2 separate regions of the Mus musculus genome follow, and region 1 is linked to region 2. A link is a contact called in ENCODE Hi-C or POLR2A ChIA-PET data. All regions are on one chromosome and are shown on one strand. Each heading gives the region's core, a stretch centred on a gene start or an enhancer-like site at or near the end of the contact. The rest is flanking DNA. Distances are from core to core; before and after follow the strand shown. Region 1 holds the start of Pip4k2a (phosphatidylinositol-5-phosphate 4-kinase, type II, alpha). Region 2 overlaps Pip4k2a (phosphatidylinositol-5-phosphate 4-kinase, type II, alpha).

Region 1 (5,202 bases), core at 2,496-4,995, 60 kb after region 2:
AGTTCCTATAATACTTAAGAATTTTCCTGTAAATTATTTGTGTGTCTATGGCTTGAAGCCACAATGGCTTAATAGCAATAAAGTGGCTATTTCTAAAAACAATATTTGTTTTACATAAGTTACTTTGTACAGATAGCACTGTGTCTCCCTTCATATACCTAAATAGAGTTTGAAATACTAATCTCCAAAGAGCTCACATTTCACAGTGTATAAAAATCTTTTAAAATATCTATTTAAAACAAGTCTTGGCTCATACATTCGACATGCTCCCTGCACTACTAAAATACCACTTTAAGACGCTAACTGCCTGATCATTTTTAGTTTAATTTTGAATGTAACAAGATAAAACTGCCTCCTTAAGTCATCTTTTCCTTTATGTATTCAATTATATTCTCTGCTTAAAATGCTTAAAATAAAAATTGGCACGGATCCACTCACTGATGGAGATTTTAAGTTAGAAAGCAGTAACATAGCAAATTAAGTGCACAATGGCAAGCTTATTCTCTACACCGAGCATTGTCCAAATCAAGATTTTTTTTTTTAATTACCACTACAATGGACTGGGAAGTTTTCATCTTAATTGTAAATTTCTACATTTCAATCAAATAGACTTTGATTTAATAGATGGCAATGAAGTTCAGCTATAATCAACCTGGCAAACTCAGTTCAGTGTCCTAAAAATCAGCCTTCTTCCTCTTCCAGTATAGGCTTTGAGAAGACCCCAAGGGTCACTGTGTACTCCAGGACTCCTGGGATGCCGCTATCAACTGTTACGCTGTAGAAATAGCTGTCATCAAATTAAAGGAAGATTGCAGCTCATCTAGTTCGACAGTCCCCTTTCCCAGCTACAAACACTGATCCCCAAAACTGGCTCCTATGCCAAGTCTCAGTTAAAAATTCAAGCACAGACTTCACCACGAGACGCTCACATGATAAAAAATGTATGGTTTCCTTTCAGTGCTCCAAATTTATGGTTGCTTTAAATGTCCAATAAAGAGTCTGATGGAATTTTAAAAGCAAAAAATTGTTATACCCATGGTAAGATTCTCCTTGCTAATCCTAGTTACATTAGAATTACAGGGGAAAGGCTCTGATTTGAATCATCTGCCTCTCTACCATCCTTTCTCAAATGTCCCCCATTTACATACACGCTCATTATTGATAATGTGGATTTACTTTCTTTAATATTATTCTATAAACTTTGGTGCACAAAAAAAGCATAGTAAAACATCTTCTGGGTACCAATAATCATTTCCTAAAATAAAACCAACCAGAAATACATGACTTCCAAGCATGGTGAGGGAGGTATTATTTTTTTAAAGTACATTGTTAGAAAAATGAAGAAAAACAACTGCCTTATGTCAACTCACATTCCTCAAAATAAAGGCACATGGACAACAGGGAGAGACATTTTAGCAACCTTCCCACTGTGGCAGGCTCTGCATGTTTGTGTTGAATTAATTACATGCTTAAATGATACACTATGCTAGCAGTGTATAAGCTTAGAATTAGTAACTTCTTAAAAGCAACAGTAAGTAACACTCGGTGTTCCCACCATCTTTCAGTCGGTATTTTCCAAGTAGAGTAACTGGAAAACAAATGTAGCAACTCAAAAATAAACACAAGGTAGCAACCCAAATGTTACAGTGAAGTGCCCAATGGCAACTTTTTCCAGACATTCTCAGTCACTCTTCCCACCACTCCCACCCCCAGCAGCATTTTGTTGCCACTACTTAAACATAGACTCCTAACCAAAACACCAGAATTCCAAAAGGAGATTTAAAGGGGCCGTAAACATGGGTCCACGCCCAACCTGCATTAACCGTGCGTGCCCAGTTGCAATAATTAGGAAGTTGCTAATAGTAAGGTAAATAACAAAAAGAACTTTACAAAACCAAACATAACTAAATTAGAGACTTATGGCAATGGAAAACTGTAACTTTGCTTTCTGAAATAAAACGGGGGGGGGGGGGTGCATTGTTGTCTGCTGTTTTAACAGTTGACATTCCTAACAGCTAAAGATGTCAGTAAAATGAACCCCAGTAGACCCAGCAGTAAAGTAATAGATTTCTCAACTCTTTAAAACGTTCCAGATAAACACAATCATCTTCATATTGCTTCACCTTTCTCCAGCTCTGCTTGGGAGGAAAACTATAAATAAAAGATACTGAGCCATTTTAAACAACTCTGTTAATTTAAGAGTGCAAAAACCACGCTGGCTTTCTGTCACTTACATTATGCTGAAAGGGACACCTGGGCATCCACTGAAAACAAAAGCAGAGCAGCAGGCTCAAGCTCTCTCTCTGAAGCTGGCTGACTGCAGTAGGTAAGGTCATGGTCAAAATTCACAAGCTCATTGAAACTTTCAAGGCTCAGCCAACAGCGCCTATCACGTTTCCTGAGCCCATCTAAGAAGATTAAAGCTGCAGGAGTTTTCTCGCTGTCAGATCAGCAGGACGCTGTTTCAGCCCCCCACACCGCAGTCCGCAGAGTCTGCAGCCGCGCACCTCCTTACATCCCTAGCTGTGCGCTAGACTAACCCTCCCCAACGCGCACCCCGACAGTCTTTTAAACAACCTCCAAAATGGATGTAATTAACTCTAGACCACCTCGAACTCGCGACCGCCGGGACCCCCTCCGACTATCACCACCAAGGCCATCCTTCTGCAGAAGTCTGTGACTTCTGCCTGGCTCCCCAAGGAGGGGAGGAAGCAAGGGGGAGGGAGGAAGACTCCCCGCCAGGAGGTCTGGAAAGGGCACAGCAGCTGGGCGATGCGGGAAGGGATGAAGAGAAGACGCTCAGCACCAGGGCCATATTTACGTTGCTTTTTTTTTTCCTTTGCCCGTCTTCCCCACCCCCACCCCCCACCCCCCCAAAAAAATTCTCCTAGAGTCTGACAATACTGCCTTTAAAGGAAAAAAGAAAGCTAAGCTCTCAAGCTGCCGCCCAAAATCTTCTGATTCACTCCAGTCCTATCTCCGAGAAGCTCCGGACTCTTCCTGACAGGGACAGGTTCACCTGCCCACCCGCTCAGGGCAGGAGGGCCCATCGGTCCCAGACAAGTGGAGCGATCGCTCGGACTGGGCCCTGAGCGGTTCCCCGCCAGGACTGATAGCTGAGACAGAGTCGGTCCCCGCACAAACTTCCCACTTCGCGGACAGCGAGCACCGACCGGCGGGAGGACGAATGCGGGACAGGACAGCCGCGGAGAGGCTCAGAAGCACAGAACAGAGAATGCTTCTCATCCTGCACCCTCCCTGGGTTCCAAAGGGAGCGCAAGCGCCGCCGGAGAAACCCAGGAGATGGACGCTTGTCGTGGGGTTAGGGGTACCCCAAGAGGCGAGTGGCCAGAGGGCCCGGGACCGACCGAGCTAGCCGGCTAGAGGTCCCCGCCCTGCCACCGCTGCAGCAGGAGGAGCAGAGCCGGGAGGCTGAGCCCGAGGAGCAAGAGGAGCGCGCCGCAGAGGAGCCTTACCGAATGGTTGACCCCCCACATGAGCACGCTGAGCAGCGGGTCGCTGGCCCGGAACAGCTTCACTTTCTGAGCCACGAAGTGCTTCTTCTTCGTCTTGGTCTTGCTCGCCAGGACGGAGGACCCCAGGTTGCCAGGGGTCGCCATGGTCGCAGTCTCGGTCCCCTCCACCGCCGCGCCGCCGAGGCCGGGGACCCGCCCTCCCTACACGCCAGCCCGGGGAGGCAGCTGCATCCCCCGGGGCGGCCGCCGCTGCGCGCCTGCTCCAGCCCCGCTCCGCCCGCGCTCAGTCCTGGGCGCTCGCTCCGCCCGCTCCGCGCGCTCGGCCGCTTAGGCTGCAGCTGCGCTCGCCTCGCGCCCCCGCCGGCTCCCGCCCGTCGCGGCTCGGCGCACAGCCCTCGGCTGGTCCAGGCGGCGGGCGGCTTCCGCGTTGGGCGCTAGCGTCATGACGCAGAGGCGGGCGGGGCAGCGGCGCCGACGGGCGGGGCGGGTGCGGATGCGGATGCCGGACCGTTAAGCTGTTCTGTGCGCTCCGCCACCGGTGCTAAGACGAGCACTCTCCTGGCGGCCGCGATCCGTCTGGGGAGGCTGCTGCGGAGTGTGGAGACTCGCGTGAGCATGCCTTTCTCGCTCCTGGGGAGGAGCAAGGAAAGGATACGGAGCCAAGGGAGCTCCGAGGAGGGAGCCCCCAGATGCATGGGGCAGCCAGGAATGTCCGGGAACCTCCGCTTCCCGTGCCAAGGGCTGGCGAGTTCGTGGGACCCAGAGCGCTTCTTCGGGGCCCCGGGCTTCCCCAGCATCTAGGGAAAGGACCTTGGCTCCTCTTTGTCAACTGTCTGCCAGGGAGTCCCCGCCTTGAACTTCCTAACCTTTTGTATCCTGGTTGGGCCTTCCCATGCTATCGGATACTAGAATGTCATTCCCAACCTACTCTGGGATTCTTCACTGAAACCCCTGCTTTAGTCAAGACAGCCATGCCCCAGTCTGGACCGTTTGCTTGGAACCCATCATTTTGCAGGCCACCCCTTCCTTCTCTTATTCTGGACATGCACCTTCTGATTTGAAAATGTTTAGCCTTTCACCACTACCACCCCACACTGAAATTAGTCGTCCTTACGCTGGCATTTGTTGTTGCAAGTCTACAGTCCTTAGATCTTTCAAGAAGACAAAGAGTAACGCCTGGAACAAAAAGGGAGCAGATCCTGTGCGGACCTTCCTTTTCTTCATTTGACCTTTCAGCACGGTTGCCCCCAAAATCCCCTTGGTCATTCTAACTTGTTAATACTATCCCCCCCCCCCCCCGCCCCGCCGCCGCAATGATTCCTTGCTTCTTCTGGTACCAAGCATCACCATTGTTAATGGCTAAAGGGGGTGAAGATAATAACAAAACCAGCCTAAATTAATGCTGAGAAGTCATAAACTTGACCCACAGTTCCACTAGTTGACCAAATCATTTAACCAGAGACTGATGTTATTTGTGTGACTAGGTATAGCCTGACACAAAGGTCACTTTAGGGACTATGCTATAGATTGTTTGTTACACTCAAAACCAGCAGTAGATAAAAGTACACAATGTTGCAGACCTGTAATCCTGGCCCTCAGGAGGCAAGGCTAGAGGATCAGAAATTCAATATAATCCTCAGGTAGGTAGGTATGTTCAAGCCAAGCCAGGTATCCATGAAACCCTGTCTGGGGGCGGTGGAGGGGCTGTGGGGCTGTACAGTCTTTA
Region 2 (4,865 bases), core at 1,006-3,505:
GCCTTTCTTAGTGAGCTCTAGAGTTCTGTTAGACAGGGCTACATAGTGAGACCCTGAATCAAAAGAAATGGGAGCGGAGGGAAGAGGTAGACCAGACTACTGCTATCAAACCATCAATGTTTTATAAATGGAAAAAAGGCACTAAACCAATCAACCTAGTAGTCAATTGTGTGTGTGTGTGTGTGTGCCTGTGTGTGCGTGTGTGTGAGTGTGTGTGTGTGCGCGCGTGTGTGTGTGTTAGTAACTTCCCCTAACTGCAGAAGGAAAACACCAGCTTCTGTTAATTTCCAGATATGCTTTGGGACTCCAAATCCCACAGCAAACCCCACAGAGCCTCGCTTGCGTACCAGGGCTTGGGATTCATTTTTCTGGGATATACATGTAGAAGATAACAACATAAACTTTGCTTCGAGTCACAAGTAGAAAATGTCTTGAAACGATAGGCCCATCTGCTGTAGTAGTAAAACTTTACCAACCCAGGCAAACTGGGGAGCCTGGAGGTACACAGAAGCCAGGAGGGGCGCCCTGGAGCCGGCGTGGTTGGCTTGAGAAGGAACAGTGTGCTTTGCCCAGCAAAGGAAGGCTAGGACCCACCTCTGGCCTGGTGAGTTGTCTCTCAGCCCTAGTCCCCAAATGTGGCCAGAAACAAACCAAAAGGACAGAGGGGAGGCTGTGACTTCTGTCTACATTCTATCAAGATTTTGGACACTTCTTCCAAAAGTGGAAGGTCTCCTTCCTCTTCCATCTCATGAAAACAGTGTACGGACAACCCCAGTGCCTCCTTCAGCATTCTGTGTCTCCTCAGGTCATTGTCTTCTCAAAGGTGGTAGATTCTAGTCCACACACTTTGTCTCACAGACAACCTTCCTGAGAGACAGGAAGCCAACTGGTTTGAATGGCACAAAACCAAGACCACCCTCAGTTCTGGAATGTTCTCTGCTCCTCAATAAGAGCTTTAATACCTGTGTCACACTAGAAGTGGCAGGTGCTGTCCTTTCCCCATGTGGTTCAGGCAGTGTGTCTCAGGAACAGGGGTGGGATGGAACTCTGTGTAGTGTAGTACAGCCAGGTCTGACCCAGTTTTAACCACTTACTGAAGAGACGTAGTGAGGCCTAGCTAGGTCATTCCTGAGGTGAATGGGTTGAGATCACCACCTTTCATCTGGGGAAAGCCTGACTCTTGTCACAGGAAGGAATCAGCAGAGAAAAGCAGCATGTTGGCCAGCCCTGGATGACCAAGGGACATTTTTCCACAGAAAAATAAACCAGGCATTTATTATAGACATTCCAAAGATTGTCAAATAAGAAGCTAAGAAAAGCTGTTAGCAGAGTACGAAATATAATGCCTTCTGTGACAGCAGTACATATATTGTTTTGTTATATAAATATTTTATTATTATTATTATTATTAATTATCTCATGGGAGCAGAGAAGGGAGAGCAGGAGAACGCAGTAAGGAAGAGGCCACAGGGGACTTCAGCAGCACAGCAGGGGGCAGGACAATAAGATTCTAAGTCTTTCCAGATAATTTCATATCTAAATGGCAATGTGTATTTCCTGCTCTGTCTTAAAGTAAACACGTCATTATTTTATGAGAAGCAGCAGGGATGGAGTGGAAGCACACACACAGATAAGAAAATGAAAGGCAAGGGAGGCAGTAGGAGGTAGTGACAGGCAGCCTCCTGCTGTACACCCTGTGGGAGACGCATCTGCTCTAGACCCTGTGCAGGGGAAAACCAATGTTGCCACTGTAACTGCTACTGTAGCCCACATTCAACAGGAAGATCAGATGGCTGGGTGACAGCTGGCCCAGAACTCTTCCTCCCACCACCACATTCCTCACTTTTGTCTCAGGTACTAAGAGACACACCCCTAGCAGACACAGGGGATGGTGGAGATTTTCTGCTCATCTGGTCCATAGAAAGAGCATGAAGCAATCCGTAAGTGACCCCATGAAAACATGAACTCATGTGGGACCATGAGGACCCTTTGGAGTTCTCTCAACAGCACTGCCAGGATGCCGCAGGAAGATCCAGCATCAGGCCTGGGGCAGAGGGCTAAGGAAGGGACAACAATTACCACATGTGGAAAGAAGAGTGATGTTCTAGGAAAAACACACAGAAAATAAAAATTCCAAGGAAGCCATTGAAGGCACAGCTTTCCTCCTGAAGGCCCCTAACCCACAGCCCTCCACAATCCCCCTGGGAGACTGCACACCCTCAGGACTGCTGAGATCGGATTCCCTTCATCCTCAAAGCCTTCCTGGAAAACTGTGGCCAGGCCTGCTCTTCCTGTTGGCCCCTCTCCACAGTCACATCACATGATCCAGGGGGTTATCTAGTATTTGTTTCCCTTCTCCTCAAAAAGATTCCATTTTATGATACACAAGTTAAGAAAAAAAAAATTTAAATGTGTAACAATTGACATGAAGCATAGAGAATACTTAAAGAACAAAAAACCTTAACAGTTAAAAATGTAGGAGAGACGGTGAATTCCTTAACCCTCTATGGTGTGGGCGCTCGCTCTGCGTGTACTTTTAGCCCGGGTATTACCTGAGCCTTAGGTTATTATAGCCTTCTCAAAGATCCCACCAAAGAGAGGTGTCCCCACCCCATGGGGCAGCTTCTTTCTCTTATTCCTCCTATCCCAATTTTTATAAGCGTCTTTGAAAATATTTAACCACAGGCTCTAGATAATAAGCATTATCTTCTCCCAGGATTTCCACTCAGAATGAAAAATTTAGTCATGAATATGTGACTGCCCTGTTACTTCACACAGAACTTTGATTTTTATGGAAGAAACCCCAACACGTGCTCTTTACTTAAGCAGTTTCTGTCCAGGAAGTGCAGACGGCAGATTAACCACAATCCAACACAAAGCCTCCCCCTGCTCCTGTGGTCTGCAAGAGGCACATTTTCTTCTCGTGCTCTCAGGTGGCGAGTCTAATTGAATGTAGCTATTTAAAACACACTTCAGACCTAATGAACAAGAAGTGGCCCTGCCAGACCACAATGTCTTTAAGAGATCAATTTGCCCAATAAAGGCTAAAGATTGCAACACGGTCTTCAAACAGCAGGCAAGCAATCCGAAGGGTTATCTGTGGGGATCAGAGTGTGGCCGAGGACATGCCATCTGCCCAGGGGCAGCAAGCAAGCCCCACTCAGCAGCGTCTCACCTCCAAGAACCAGGCCTCTTCGCTCCCTCAAAATATAATTTTTAAAGTCAACTGGCCCTATAAGATAACTCACTAATTAGATCACTGTGATACGTTCATTTGTAGCTTTAGTTGGGAGTTTAGCTGTCTGTCATCCAATTTATCCGAGTAAAAATTTCACTAAAGCCTTTTGTTCTCGCACAATACATTTGTTTAATAGCTTTTCTCAAAGGCTGTGCCAAATTCTAAATGTTCCGTCATGCATTTATTTACTAGTTATCAGGCAACTTATGAATAATTTAATATTTTCCAGTATTCCTTTATCAGATGGGTCTATAAATGCCTGCAAGACTCTTTCTCATTGGGCTGTGTTTTTCCCACTCAAAAAAAAAGTTTCTTTCTTGTTTAAAGTTTACTTTCTCACTTTTTGTTTTGTTGAGACCAGGTCTCACCATGTAGCTCAGGCAGTCTCTAACTTTTGATTCTCTCATGGGGCCCGCAGATGTGGACCACCACGCCTGGCTTTAAAGATGCCCCAAACCTCTCTAGGCTATTCCTCCAGCACAAATGGCACTTTCCGATTTCCAACCTCTCATGGGAATTTACAGGCAGCTGTAAATGCCTTACTGGAATACTGTTCTTTTTCTGCCCCAGTTTCCTCAATTACAAAATGGAGACAGGATCAGCCCTACACACCTCCCCATGGAACATCGGAACTTACCACAGCAGCAGTCTATAAACAAGACAGATCTCACCTCAGTGTTAGTGAGGTGATTAAGGAGTTTCTGGTCTCAGTCATCCTCTCTCTCATTTAAGTACCATTTCATTTGTATATCTACACAGTACTGATCTCAAAAAACGTCTTGCATGCTCTGTAGTTCATTACGTATGTACTGTTCATGTGTGTGAGCATGTGTGTGTGTGTGTGCATGCATACAGATGTGGGGGCCTGAGGGTCAAGTCAGTTTTCCTCCATAGACTCTGACTTGTATAACTGAGCTCACAGAGACACAGGGCTTAAATGTGTGCTTAACAAGCAGTAATTAGCATCCATGAGTTTATAAGCTACACGTGACAATTCTTATCTATCCCATGCAGTAACTGTGATATCCCAGGGGATAACTACTTCTGGGAAGCAATGTCTTTGTGATGACGTGGCTGCCGTAACTCTAAGAAATTAGCGATATTGGAAGGTTTAACTATCTGTGATTTAAAAAAAAAAATCACTAAGCATATCGTTTCCTAAGTTGATGATAATAATTACTGTTATAACAGTCAATGTGTACTAACTAACACTAAGCATGGAAAAAGTCCCTCTTCCTGACCGGTAAACTTGTGTGCAGCCCAGAGAACTGGGAAATAGTATTTGTCCAGTGAACATTATGTTAAATAAAAATTCCAACTAAAAACAAAAAAAAACATGTCCCAGCAAGGACCATCCCTGGGGTTGTAAATTAAGCTCAGGGCCATTGCACGGACATTTCTGTTTGCCGGAAGAGATAAGAAGGAACGCACGGAAAGGGGAAAGCCTCAGCCATCGGAGCGGGTGATAAGGAATGAAGGAAGTCAAAAGATCAAATTCTCCATCCCGAGGGAAGCCATTTCCTTCCCTTGGTCCCAGCCCTCCACTGAGGACCCCTCAGCCCCCAGGCCACAGTGATGAGAACATCTGCTCTTGAGCTCCTACACAGCTCTTTCTGATCTCCCTTCG

Evidence for each region. Hi-C counts contacts between places; a loop is a spot of excess contacts on that map. ChIA-PET counts read pairs that join two places held with the same protein, here RNA polymerase II (POLR2A).
Region 1: a loop to region 2 is called in a map of heart, with 2.5 times the contacts of the local background. The contact joins the promoter of Pip4k2a here to the enhancer-like site in region 2. A Hi-C loop is called at or near these places in 8 of 37 maps with a recorded cell type or tissue (T-helper 2 cell, gastrocnemius, heart and 2 more). POLR2A ChIA-PET finds 5 or more read pairs at or near these places in 1 of 5 experiments (Patski).

What each region holds. Positions count from the first base shown.
Region 1 is chr2:18,994,376-18,999,577 of GRCm38, forward strand. Pip4k2a (phosphatidylinositol-5-phosphate 4-kinase, type II, alpha) reads right to left here and starts at 3,746. Exons shown (of 10, transcript NM_008845.4): 1 at 3,477-3,746. The coding sequence starts at 3,620. 4930426L09Rik (RIKEN cDNA 4930426L09 gene) reads left to right here and starts at 3,944. Exons shown (of 1, transcript NR_024323.1): 1 at 3,944-5,202.
Region 2 is chr2:18,936,161-18,941,025 of GRCm38, forward strand. All of the region lies in intron 1 of Pip4k2a (phosphatidylinositol-5-phosphate 4-kinase, type II, alpha), which reads right to left. Among named protein-coding and RNA genes, the nearest start is that of Pip4k2a, 60 kb to the right of the region's middle. Within about 2 kb of position 2,256, at least 1 of the 3 ENCODE cell types and tissues checked has a DNase peak (open chromatin) inside an H3K27ac peak, as active enhancers do; it is heart, where a contact is called at or near this core.